2 separate regions of the Mus musculus genome follow, and region 2 is linked to region 1. The links are chromatin loops, found by intact Hi-C in ENCODE. Cell type or tissue: gastrocnemius. All regions are shown on one strand. Links, peaks and the distances in the headings refer to the core of each region. The heading gives the core; the rest is flanking DNA.

The links. Hi-C counts contacts between places; a loop is a spot of excess contacts. Peaks named below come from ENCODE experiments on the same cell type or tissue, not always from the same donor. Only the 100,000 strongest peaks of a DNase experiment are listed, where the experiment ranks them.
Region 2: it touches region 1 in a loop (2.4-fold over the local background); 2 of 42 quality-filtered maps call a loop at or near these places.

What each region holds. Positions count from the first base shown.
Region 1 is chr14:54,832,948-54,838,321 of GRCm38, forward strand. It overlaps Rnf212b (ring finger protein 212B), which reads left to right. Exons shown (of 15, transcript NM_001370899.1): 5 at 5,166-5,281. Among named protein-coding and RNA genes, the nearest start is that of Rnf212b, 21 kb to the left of the region's middle. In gastrocnemius, for the core only: a CTCF peak has its summit at 2,952; no DNase peak of the experiment used is centred there.
Region 2 is chr14:54,993,100-54,998,473 of GRCm38, forward strand. It overlaps Myh7 (myosin, heavy polypeptide 7, cardiac muscle, beta), which reads right to left and starts at 1,450. Exons shown (of 41, transcript NM_080728.3): 1 at 1,412-1,450; 2 at 489-526; 3 at 205-260. It overlaps Gm31251 (a long non-coding RNA gene), which reads left to right. Exons shown (of 9, transcript XR_001781261.1): 7 at 3,555-3,614. RefSeq lists an enhancer at 3,795-4,125. In gastrocnemius, for the core only: no CTCF peak of the experiment used is centred there; a DNase peak (open chromatin) is centred at 2,611; H3K4me3 peaks cover 1,054 bases; H3K27ac peaks cover 1,499 bases.

The DNA.
Region 1 (5,374 bases), core at 202-5,201:
TCAAGATCCACCTGTTTTATTGAGAGATGATGCCTAATTTAAGAACCATAAACAATACAGTCCTCCTTTAGCCACAAGGAATACCATGTTCCCCAGTGGATTCATAAAACAGCAGATAGTTCTGAAATGTATATGTGCTATAGTTTTCCTCTGTATACATAAACCTATAGTAAAGTTGAATTTGTAAATTAGGCACAATGAGAGATTCACAATGCAAAAATGGAAGAATTTCTTTTTACTTCTACACAGTTTTACAATGTGCTGGCTTGTTTTATGTCAGCTTGACACAAACCAGAGGCATTTTGGGAAGAAGGAACTTCAGCTAAGAAAGTGTCCTCACCAGATTGGCCTGTGATACATTTTATCAATGGATGATAGATGTGGGAGAACACAGTTGACTGTGAGTGGTGCCACCCCTAGGGTGGTGCCCTGGGTTAAAGTTAAAAAAATGCAGGCTAAGCAAGCCATTTGGAACAAGCCATTAAGCAGCACTCCTCCTTGGCCTCTGCATCAGCTCCTGCCTCCAGGTTCCTGCCCTAATTGCCTTTGATGATGAACTGTGATATGGAAATGTAAGCTAAGTTACTTACCTCCCCAGGTTGCTTTTGGACATGGTGTTTCATCACAGCAGTAGAAACCCTAAGACACAAGGGTATGCTTGTTCTCAGCAAAATCTTAACAACTTCCACACATTCTTCCCCTCTCCCTCTAGTTGAGAACTTGTACCTTTTCACTTAAAGGAAACACTTCAAGGCTTCTTTTTGGTGTTTCCAAATTGCCAGCATCACTTTAAGTACAGTAAGAGTTACTCAAACACAAGCACTACAAGGATTGATCTGAAAATACTTTAAACTACACTGCACCCTGGGTAATTGAAATCCCAGATGAGTGCAGTGTAGCTTGTGTTTGCTATGTTGTGAATTCTTCTTTTGACACCCCCCCCCTTACCTGTTTCACCACTTTGACTAGATAGCAGAGAAAGTATAGAGGAGAAAGAGAGAAAGAGAGAGAATCCCTGAATCTAATTTGTTTCTTCATTGAGCATGACTACTAACAGGCTGCAACCAATCTCCCTCAATGACCAACAACCACCTACCTCACCTCTCAGGTCCCCAACCTTTCCATACCTGTTGTTTTTAAAACAAAATACCAAACATTGCATTTTACCAAATGAAGACTCAGGAGTCAGGCACTGTGGTAAAAGCCTGCCAGCTCAGAAAGTCAGAGAAAGCACCCAGCTGGTCTTCCTCCTCATCTGAAGTCTCAGAAGGAAAAAACCAAAACCAAACCAAAACAGTTCTCCTCTCCATACTATCTTAAAAACCCAACTGAATGTCCCTCCTTTCTGTTTCCATCGCATCTCTCCATCTTTCTGACTTCCTCTCACTCTCTGGGTTTTTTTCCTGTTTATTCCCTGTCAACAGGTTGCTTGCTCCATCTCTTGACCTATGGTTGATTTTATTCAATCATTTTTACAGTAAATAGAAAGCTCTTGTATTAAAGGTATGTTCTAGGGCTGAGCTGCACCAATACTAGAAACAGGGTTTTCCATTACACACTCTCACAGTGTGATCAAATATCCTGAAACATATATCATCTGCAAAGTTCCCAGAATTTCAAACGTCACACAGTTGCAAAAACTATCTTCAGCTGGCAAAACCACATCTCTGTTAGAGTACCAGACAAATCCTAGCGAGCTGCTTCATACGAGGCATCCCCACATCCCTACACCTGGGATCAAAACAAAAGTATAGTCTCATAATATTTCTGTTTTTTTTTAAAAAAAAAACAAGAGCCAGGCGTGGTGGCGCACACCTTTAATCTCAGCACTTGAGAGGCAGAGGCAGGCGGATTTCTGAGTTCAAGGCCAACCTGGTCTACAAAGTGAGTTCCAGGACAGCAGGGCTATACAGAGAAACCCTGTCTCAAAAAAAACCAAAAAAAAAAAAAATTGTAATTGTCACTATAGTGACTTGCAGTAAGTTTTATAAAAAGCCTGCTAGTATCTGTAAGCTAGATTTTATACATTTTTTTTCCTTAGAATCTGACTATCTAACTCTGGTTGGCCTGGAATTCGCTATGAAGACCAGGCTAGCTTTAAACTCACAAAAATGTACATGCCCCCTGAGTGCTGGGATAAAAGCATGCACCACCAGCCTGACAATTTTATAATTTCTGAAATGAGCCAAAGTCTGTAACATGAAGACTATGATACTTATTGTCTGATCCTAAATGTAGAGGTGAAGGAATGATGTCTGGGTCTGGAAGTAAGTCGTTTACATAGTGTTATAATATTAACACTTGCATTATCTAGATGGTGGTGTCAGTAGTATAACAACTTTTATGATCTGCTCTGGGTTACTGTATTAACAAAGCAATCATCTTAGAAAATGATCTACGTAATAGGGTGGAGTCTTTTCCAGGCAGCTCAGTTGGTCCGAGGCCCTTCCAGGCAGTTTGGCTCATCTGCCTTTTCCAAGTAGCTTCCCTTATCTGAGAGGTTCTCTTAGCAGTTCTCACTAATACATAGTTTGAGGATGATAGGGCCTAGTGAGTCTGGTCAGTTTCAGGGACTTCCTGAAGCTGAGTTATTTACTGAATTTTAAAGAGGTTCCCTGCAGGATGAAATGTTTCATGTTTCTTTAGACCTTCCTGTGTCTTAAAGAGCTTCTTTCAAAGATGGGAGGTTTTATCAAAGAGAACATTGCTATATAACCAGTGGCTACATCTAAGATTTAGGTTTCAGTTGGGGGTGGAGGTAAGAAGGTAAAGAAGACTTGCTTAAGACTAGTCAGAGGGTAAGGTCTGGAGTTCAAATCCCAGCAACCACATGGTGGCTCACAACCATCCGTAACGAGATCTGGCGCCCTCTTCTGGAGTGTCTGAAGACAGCTACAGTGTACTTACATATAATAAATAAATAAATCTTAAAAAAAAAAAATTTAAAAAAAAGGGCTGGTGAGATGGCTCAGTGGGTAAGAGCACCCGACTGCTCTTCCGAAGGTCTGGAGTTCAAATCCCAGCAACCACATGGTGGCTCACAACCATCCGTAACGAGATCTGGCGCCCTCTTCTGGAGTGTCTGAAGACAGCTACAGTGTACTTACATATAATAAATAAATAAATCTTAAAAAAAAAATTTTAAAATTTTAAAAAAAAAGACTAGTCAGAGGGCTCTCCCATAATCTAATCTGGCTCCTTGAGTTCTGTAGTAGTGTCTAGTCTCAGTGTACCTGTGACCCTTGGCAGTCTCAAAGAGCAGTATCTGGACTAAGGTAGGATTTGGCTTTGATTAGTCTCCCTTTTTTTGTTAATTTTTAAAGTTTTGTACATTTTCTTTTTAAAGTTTTGATGTGAATGCATTTTGTGGTGGTGTGAATAAGAATAGCCCCCATAAACTTATATATTTACATGCCTAGTCTCTAGTTGGTGAGTTGCTTGGAAGGTTTAAGAAGTATGGCCTTGCCGGAGTATGTGTTCTTGTTGGAGGAGGTATGTCACTGCGGGCTTTTGAAACCTCAAAAACAGGCCCAGTGTGTTTCTGTTTCTGAAGCCTGCCCCCCAGTATCCAGATGTAAGCTCTTGGCTACTTCTTCAGCATTATGCCTGCCTGTGTGACGATATGCTCCCTACCATGATAATCATGTACTAACCCTTTGAAACTATAAATAAGCCCAAATTAATACTTTCTTTTATTAGAGTTACTTACCTTGACCATGGTGTCTTTTCACAGCAATAGAACAATAACTGGGTGGGGGGAATGTATGTGTGTGTGTGTGTGTGTGTGTGTGTGTGTGTGTGTGTGTGTAGTGTATGTATGCTTATGTGCACATTCCACAGCACCCACTGAAGCCATCTCACCAGTCTTGCCTACCTGCCTTTTTTATCACAGAATCTTGCTTTGCAGTCCACTAATGTAGCTCAGGCTGTCCTCAACAGTCCTCCTACCTCAGCCTCATAAGACCTAAGATTATAGGCATGAACTATCAAAGTCAGCTAAGATTTTAAATGCCTTATAATAACTCATTTCATTCCATGTTGATCCCACAGCTAAAACTAGACTGTTGGGAGTACTGTGTCTTATTACATAGTTATCGATTTATAGTAACTATTACTTCCAAACGCCCCCTCCCACCATTTCAGACCATTCCCAAGATTCTAAGTAATTTTTGTCTCTGCTTCTGCTCTGTTCAAATTTTCTAAAATTTTATCTTTATAAGCAAATCAGATGAGGAAAAAAATTCATGAGAAGAGTACACATACCCAGGGAAGGGCCCTTGATAAAGGGTTTATAGTCAAATCAGTGAGAAAGCAGATGAGACATAAATTCTGCTGTGTATTCAAAATAGAGCCTGACACAGCAAAACCACTTTGTAAATATTAACTCTGATTCAACAATCCTGTGATAGGTACATTAGTGTAGCAAATGGTAAAAATGACACAAGAGATAAAGTTATATGCCTATATCCAGAAATAAATCAGAAAACTTAACAAAAATCAGAAATATTCTTTTGTGCCCTTCCTCCTTGAGACAGGATCTCATAGCCCATACCAGCTTCAAATTCACATTGTGGGCAGCCAAGGCCAGCCTCAAACACCTCATCCTTCTGCCTCTTTCCCCTGGGTCCTGGGATGATGAGTGTGTGTCATCACACCTGGTCACAGCTTCACTCTTTACTGAAACAGCACAAACAACCTTCAAATAGCACAGTCTAAGTATTATATGTATATAATATTCTACAATGCCAGAATATTCCCACTAAGGTAAGAGAAAGCCAGTGTCCTAAAATGGAAAGCTTTGGCTCTCCCTTGATTTATTTATTTATTTATTTATTTATTTATTTATTTATTTATTTATTTATTTATTTATTTAATGTATATGAGTACCATTGCTCTCTCCAGACACACCAGAAGAGGGCATCAGATCCCATTACAGATGGTTGTGAGCCACCATGTAGTTTCTGGGACTTGAATTCAGACCGCTGGAAGAGCAGTCAGTGCTCTTAACCTCTGAGCCATCTCTCCAGCCCGAGTTACAAGTTATACTAAAGGCTATAGGGGAAGACCAGTTCTAAACTATAACTTAGTGCATTTCCCTTTATAGTCAAAAGTAATATGGAGGCGTTAATATAAGTTTTTGCTAAAGACCTCTTTTTTCCTAGTAGGTGTGGTGCTTTCAGAAGAAACAAACAGATCTTCTTATTGCCTTTTATAAGGACAGAATTACAAAGTTAGAAGCAGCTGTGAAGGAGGCCCAGGAAATGGCGGCCAGCCAGAACAAGTAAGCACTAAGTTACATCTCCAGCTAGCACCTTTTCTTTCTTTGAGTAAAGCTGTAGACCTTTCCAGATGTAAGCACTGAACGTGGCCCTCT
Region 2 (5,374 bases), core at 298-5,297, 160 kb after region 1:
TTTCGGGGAAAGAACTCTGTATCAATCTCTGACTGTCAATAGTCCCTGCCCCTCACTGGCCCTGAGTATGAAGCTTCTGGACACCAGGCCATTGTCTCTGAGCAGGCAGAAAGGAACCTGCCAGGCTTTGGGCTTGGGGCTTTGGGCTTTAACTATGTGCAGTTTTACCAGATCTCCCAACATTTGGACTCCAACTTTTCTCACCTTGGATTCTCAAACGTGTCTAGTGATAGAGAGGTAAGCCCAGGCCTGTAGAAGAGCTGGAGAAAGGGAAGAGACGGTGTCAGGACAGGCTGTGGCCCAGCCTGGCTTCTGGCACCTCCCTCCTCTCTGGCTCTGTTCTTCAGCACGTGGAAGAGTGATTAGCAGCGCTGGTCAGCCTTTCTGGTCACTGGCATCCTTCCTTTTCAAGCTCTATCTCCTTTCTCCCAAAGACTAACAACCTCCGAGCCCCAGTCCTCCGCCCTTAGGGGCTGTTCTACCCTTACCTGTACTCCTCTGCTGAGGCTTCCTTTCTCGGAGCCACCTACAACACAACAATAGTCACAATGCACTCTTGCTGTTCACTCTCGCGGCTGCCCCTTGGGTACGTGAGGAAGTGGAGGCTGAAGCCTTACTTTTCTCAGAGCACAGGACAAGTAGCAGAGTCCAGATTTCAGACTCGAGCCTCATGATTCCAACAGCCCTCTGACTACCCTCGCACACCCCAGCCTCCCCTGCACACGCCCTGATAAATACACATGCCTTCTGCTTGTGCCCACACTTGACGTGAATGTAAACTTCCTTCCATCCTCAGCACACATGCTCCCCACAGTGTTCATGTGCAAACAGCCCAGCACATAGGCAGGCTCCTGTGGCTGCGTGTTCTTCAGCATACGAAGACCAGAGCCCCCCACACCTGCATGTCTGTGAACTGCTATTTCAGAGACTACACGCAGGGTCATATCCTACATAGTAATAACCCCTCTATGTACAGTCAGACACTTCCCCAAACATAGGCAGGCTCTAGTGTTCACAGAACTGGCTTCCTTAAGAGTTATTCTCCATCATTCTGTCCCTCTTCTGCCAAAATGCTTGTAACCAGGCATGAGGTACCTTATGTGATAAAATATAAACTGATCCTTACATTTAAGATATGTGTGCTTGTACTTGCGCACGCACACATGCACGCACATGCTCACACACTGCTATTGCATTCTGGGCCATATGCACATATAGATATCCACCCCCCACCTTGGAACACTTGGGCTCCCACATTCCTACGGCACAAGCATGCGTATTTAGATCTGCACAGGAGTGTTCAATGATAACCTGGTACTACATGCCAGAAGCCCGCTGCTGTTCTAGAGGAATCACTTCCTGAACCTGGAGCCCCTTATCCCAGAGGGAAGCCTCCAGCTCCCACTCCTACCTGAGGGTAGCAAGTAAGGAAACAGCAGGAGAATGCTCAGAGCCAGACCTGGTCTCAGGGGCTGTATATATGGGGCAGCAGGGTGCCCCATCCCCCACCTGCACCCAGTCCCTAGCCAGATTTAGAAAGGGCTGTTGTCACTAAAAGCATTTCCCCCGACTCTCCCCCCCTTCCCTTGTCCAAACAGTACTCCCCCCTCCTCCCCCAGCTAGGAAACAATTGGAAGTGGTCGTCATTGTTGTGGCATGGCATGTTCAGGGTCTGAGTTCCAGGGGGTGGGGCAGCTTAAAGTGAAGCAAAAATATCTCTAACATTCCACGGCTCACTAGAGAGTAAGCTGACCACGACCACCACGACCTCAAGCAGGCAGGGCCCTGGCTGGCCTGCAAGAGGGTCCTGCTGACCCTGGCATTGCTGCCCCCTTAGAAGCCTTGCCCCCAGTGCTAGCCTGGCCCTATTTCCAGTATCCTCCCCACACTCCTGGCTTGAGTCCTGCATCTGTCTGAGGTGGGAAGGGGTTGGGTCACAGCAGCTGAGAGGGGCAGGGCAGAGTTGGGGGCATGGCTCTGGTATGGTGGTTGGATTGGAGCAGATAGAAGGTAGTAGGTTCCTGTTAGGACCAGAGAGTTTGGACACAGGAATTCTGGCTCACACACTGCTTTCCTTGGGCCAGCAGGCAATGTGTCCCTGGGATCATGGTGCTTCAGAGCCAGGCAGATCTTTAGTGATCCATTTAAGTGCTTTGCTTTAGGGGGTGGGGGTGGGGGTGGGAGATGCTTCCTCTAAGATTGCACAGCTTCAGCGAAGCAAAAGTGGGGAACCTCAGCAGATAGGAAGTTGATCCCAATCAGGGGAGGAGGGCTAGGGATGCTAAGAAGTATGCCAAAGCTGTTTGGGGAGGAGGACCAGTTGCTCATGGTCCTGCTTTAGAGCCCTTTCCTGTTCTAGCGCTGCCCTGCAGATTTTCGAGGCGCAAGGCCTGAGCCTCCCAGGGTTACCCAGGGCTGTAGATGATATGGCTACGGCTGCCTGGTCCACCTGGCCTCTGTCTAGCCGTGGGTGCAATCTTTGTTCTTCCTAGTGGAGAGAGGGACAGGACAGGAGAGACCTTGTCTTCCCCTGCAGGCCCCGGGAGCAACGCTGGCACCCAGCCTCGTTCTTGTTCTTCCAGCTATAGAAGCTTCACTGCTCGGTGTCTAGGCAACAGACTCAGGGTTTAGTTTGAAATCCCCTTTCTTCCCAAACACAGCTCTGAGCGCATGCGGATTAATCCAGTTGATTAGATGTCAGTTTGAAGGAGAGAGGCAGGCCTGGGGGATGGGCTGCCAGCAAAGCAGGTACATTGTGAAGGTGGGGTAGGCATGGCAGGGAAAGGAAAAATCCAGGAAGGGCTTCTGTGGGGTTTCTTGGTAACCAAAGCAGGGGTAAGGATGCTGAGCAGCTGTGTGCAGTGTGCAGGGGGAAGGCAGGGGGAAGGTGGGGGGAGGACCACAGACTGTAGGGGCTGCACCTCAATGCAGCTGCAGCTCCGCAGTCCTCAGAATGCAGTTGCAGTTGCTGAAGAACTGGTCTTGCGACCCTGCCAGGTATTAATAGAGCAGCCTCCCTAGGAGGAACCTCCAGGGCCGAAGGAAGGCTAAAGCTCTCCCAGGCTCTTCTTTTTTTTGGGGTGGGGGGTGGTTTGAGACAGGGTTTCTCTGTATAGCCCTGGCTGTCCTGGAACTCACTCTGTAGACCAGGCTGGCCTCGAACTTAGAAATCCACCTGCCTCTCCCTCCCAAGTGCTGGGATTAAAGGCGTACCACCAGGCTCTCCCAGGCTCTTCTAGCTTTCCCAACAGAAGAAGGTGCCTTCCCGCCATGCTCTGGGAGAGGGCTCAGGCACAGGTGCACGCACTGAGATGGATAAAGAAAGCTTGGGACTCAGGCGAGCCATTTTAAAGCCAGTGTCTTTGAGTGGGGCCAACCTGTGTGGCTGTGGGATTAGGTAGCCATCTCTACAACTTAGCCACACACCCTTTCCCCCTTCTTTCAGGTTTGGAGGGCTTTGGTCTAAAGGTGTTTTTGGAGTATTGTTCTCAACTCTGCAAGGCAGAATTTAAAAGCCAGTTTCCTAATTTTAAGATCTCTGTCTCATATCCCAGATGTTTGGCCTCCTGCTTGCTGCTGTTGGCGGTTGGGTGGCTCTTCCCATCCTTTCCTATGTGAGTATTCATTGAGGGCCAACTTTGAGCTTGGCACTGATGTGGTCAATGGAGATACGTAACAATGAACCAAAGCAAAGACCCCTGCTCCGGGAGCTTTGTCCAGCTGATTGTAGCAGTGGACCCAGGCTTCAGAGTACAGCTTGTGCTTTGCATGCGTGCGTGACATTCCTAGTGGAGAGAATGGGGGCCCGAACCCATGTGAGGAGTGGGTGGTGATGTGGAGCACACTACAGAGTGACAAGAGACAAGACAAAGGGGCAGCAAGTGCTATAAATAAAAAGGGAGGCTGCTTCGCTGAGGTCGACCAAATAAGGCCTGGACAGAAGGAAGGTGATCCGCCTCCCGAGCCTCCCCTCCCCAGGCATTGTGCCTGCTTTGTCTGGGCTCTGTCACCACACTGATCAAATGTCAGGTCCAAATAGGAGCCATTTGCTGTGAACATGCCAGTGGAGACCAGCGGAAAGTTTGCTAAAATTACTGCTGGGAATTAGGGGGAGGTGGGGGTCTGCAGTCTTGAACTAAAGGAGAACTGAGCGTGGAAAGAGAATTCTGAAAGGAATCTCAAAACCCAAAGGGAGAGGCTCAGGAGGAGGCAGAAGAGGTAGGGCGTCTGGCCCAAGGGGAGGAGGAGGCCTTAGTTGTCTGAGAACAGGAGAGGGGACCCAGGAGTGGTAGCCAGCACTTGCCCCTAGCTGCCTGTATCCCCTGACCTTGGAGAACCTATCCCTGGCTCCACATGGGCCAGGATTAGGGAGCTGAGCTAGTCTCTCTCAGGTTTCTCTTTACAAGCAGCTGCTCCTTCTTGTCATTCTTTTGTACTCCGCTGGTTCCAAAATGCTTTGTTCTCTGCATACTCAAAACACCGCCCACTCAATACACCAGGCACCCCAATCTCGACTTTCTGATAGACAGGGACCAGCTGGGGAGGCAGACCAGTTTCAATAAGAGTCTATTAAGCAGGTAGATCTCTCCTTCAAGAGTGTTTGGAGAGGGCACTGTGTGGAGTGGCCAGTCTAGAAGCTTGAGGGAGCTTAAAGGGGGGGCTACCGGGGAGCACAGAGATCCCCTTTGAGACCTTGCTCCACAGTTTCTAGCTGTATGGTCAGTCACATAACTCCCTGAGACAGTTTTGCCATCAATGTGGTTTTTTGCAAGGATTATGGAGACTAAACACAGGTGAGGGACCTAGCACACATCAGCACATAACAGACTTCATAATGGTTTTTATCTCCAGGAACACCAACACCAGGGACCCAGACTGCAGACACCAGAGTTAGTTTTTTTGGCCCCTAGCATTTCCCTCAGCCCACCAAGTCTCATTGGTTGAAGACAAGACCTTCACGTGATCCTAGACCTAACCCATCTCCACAGGATAGCCTTGAGTCAGGAGACCACTGCCCTGCTGCTACCTATAAAACTTTTCTCACGACCATGGTGAACCCCAAGCCCACCAAAAGCTGGCCCAGCAAAATGGCAACATTGTCAGGAAAACAAATGGAAGTGGAGGGGAAGTGAAGAGTTAGCTAAATGCTTTTTGTGTCTGGGGACCACACAGAAAGCTCCTGATAGAGATGGGGAGCCAGGTTATAAGGAGGAGACAGGTTAAACTGTGGCCCTCAGGAGGTGGTCCGGCCAGAGACCCTTCAGATATTTCTGATCTTAGGGTCAGCCAAGGATGCAGAGGGTCTGGAAACCTCTGAAGGAGAATGCTAGAGTATTCTGATATGGAAAAAAATGGGCAAACTTAGCTTGGTATA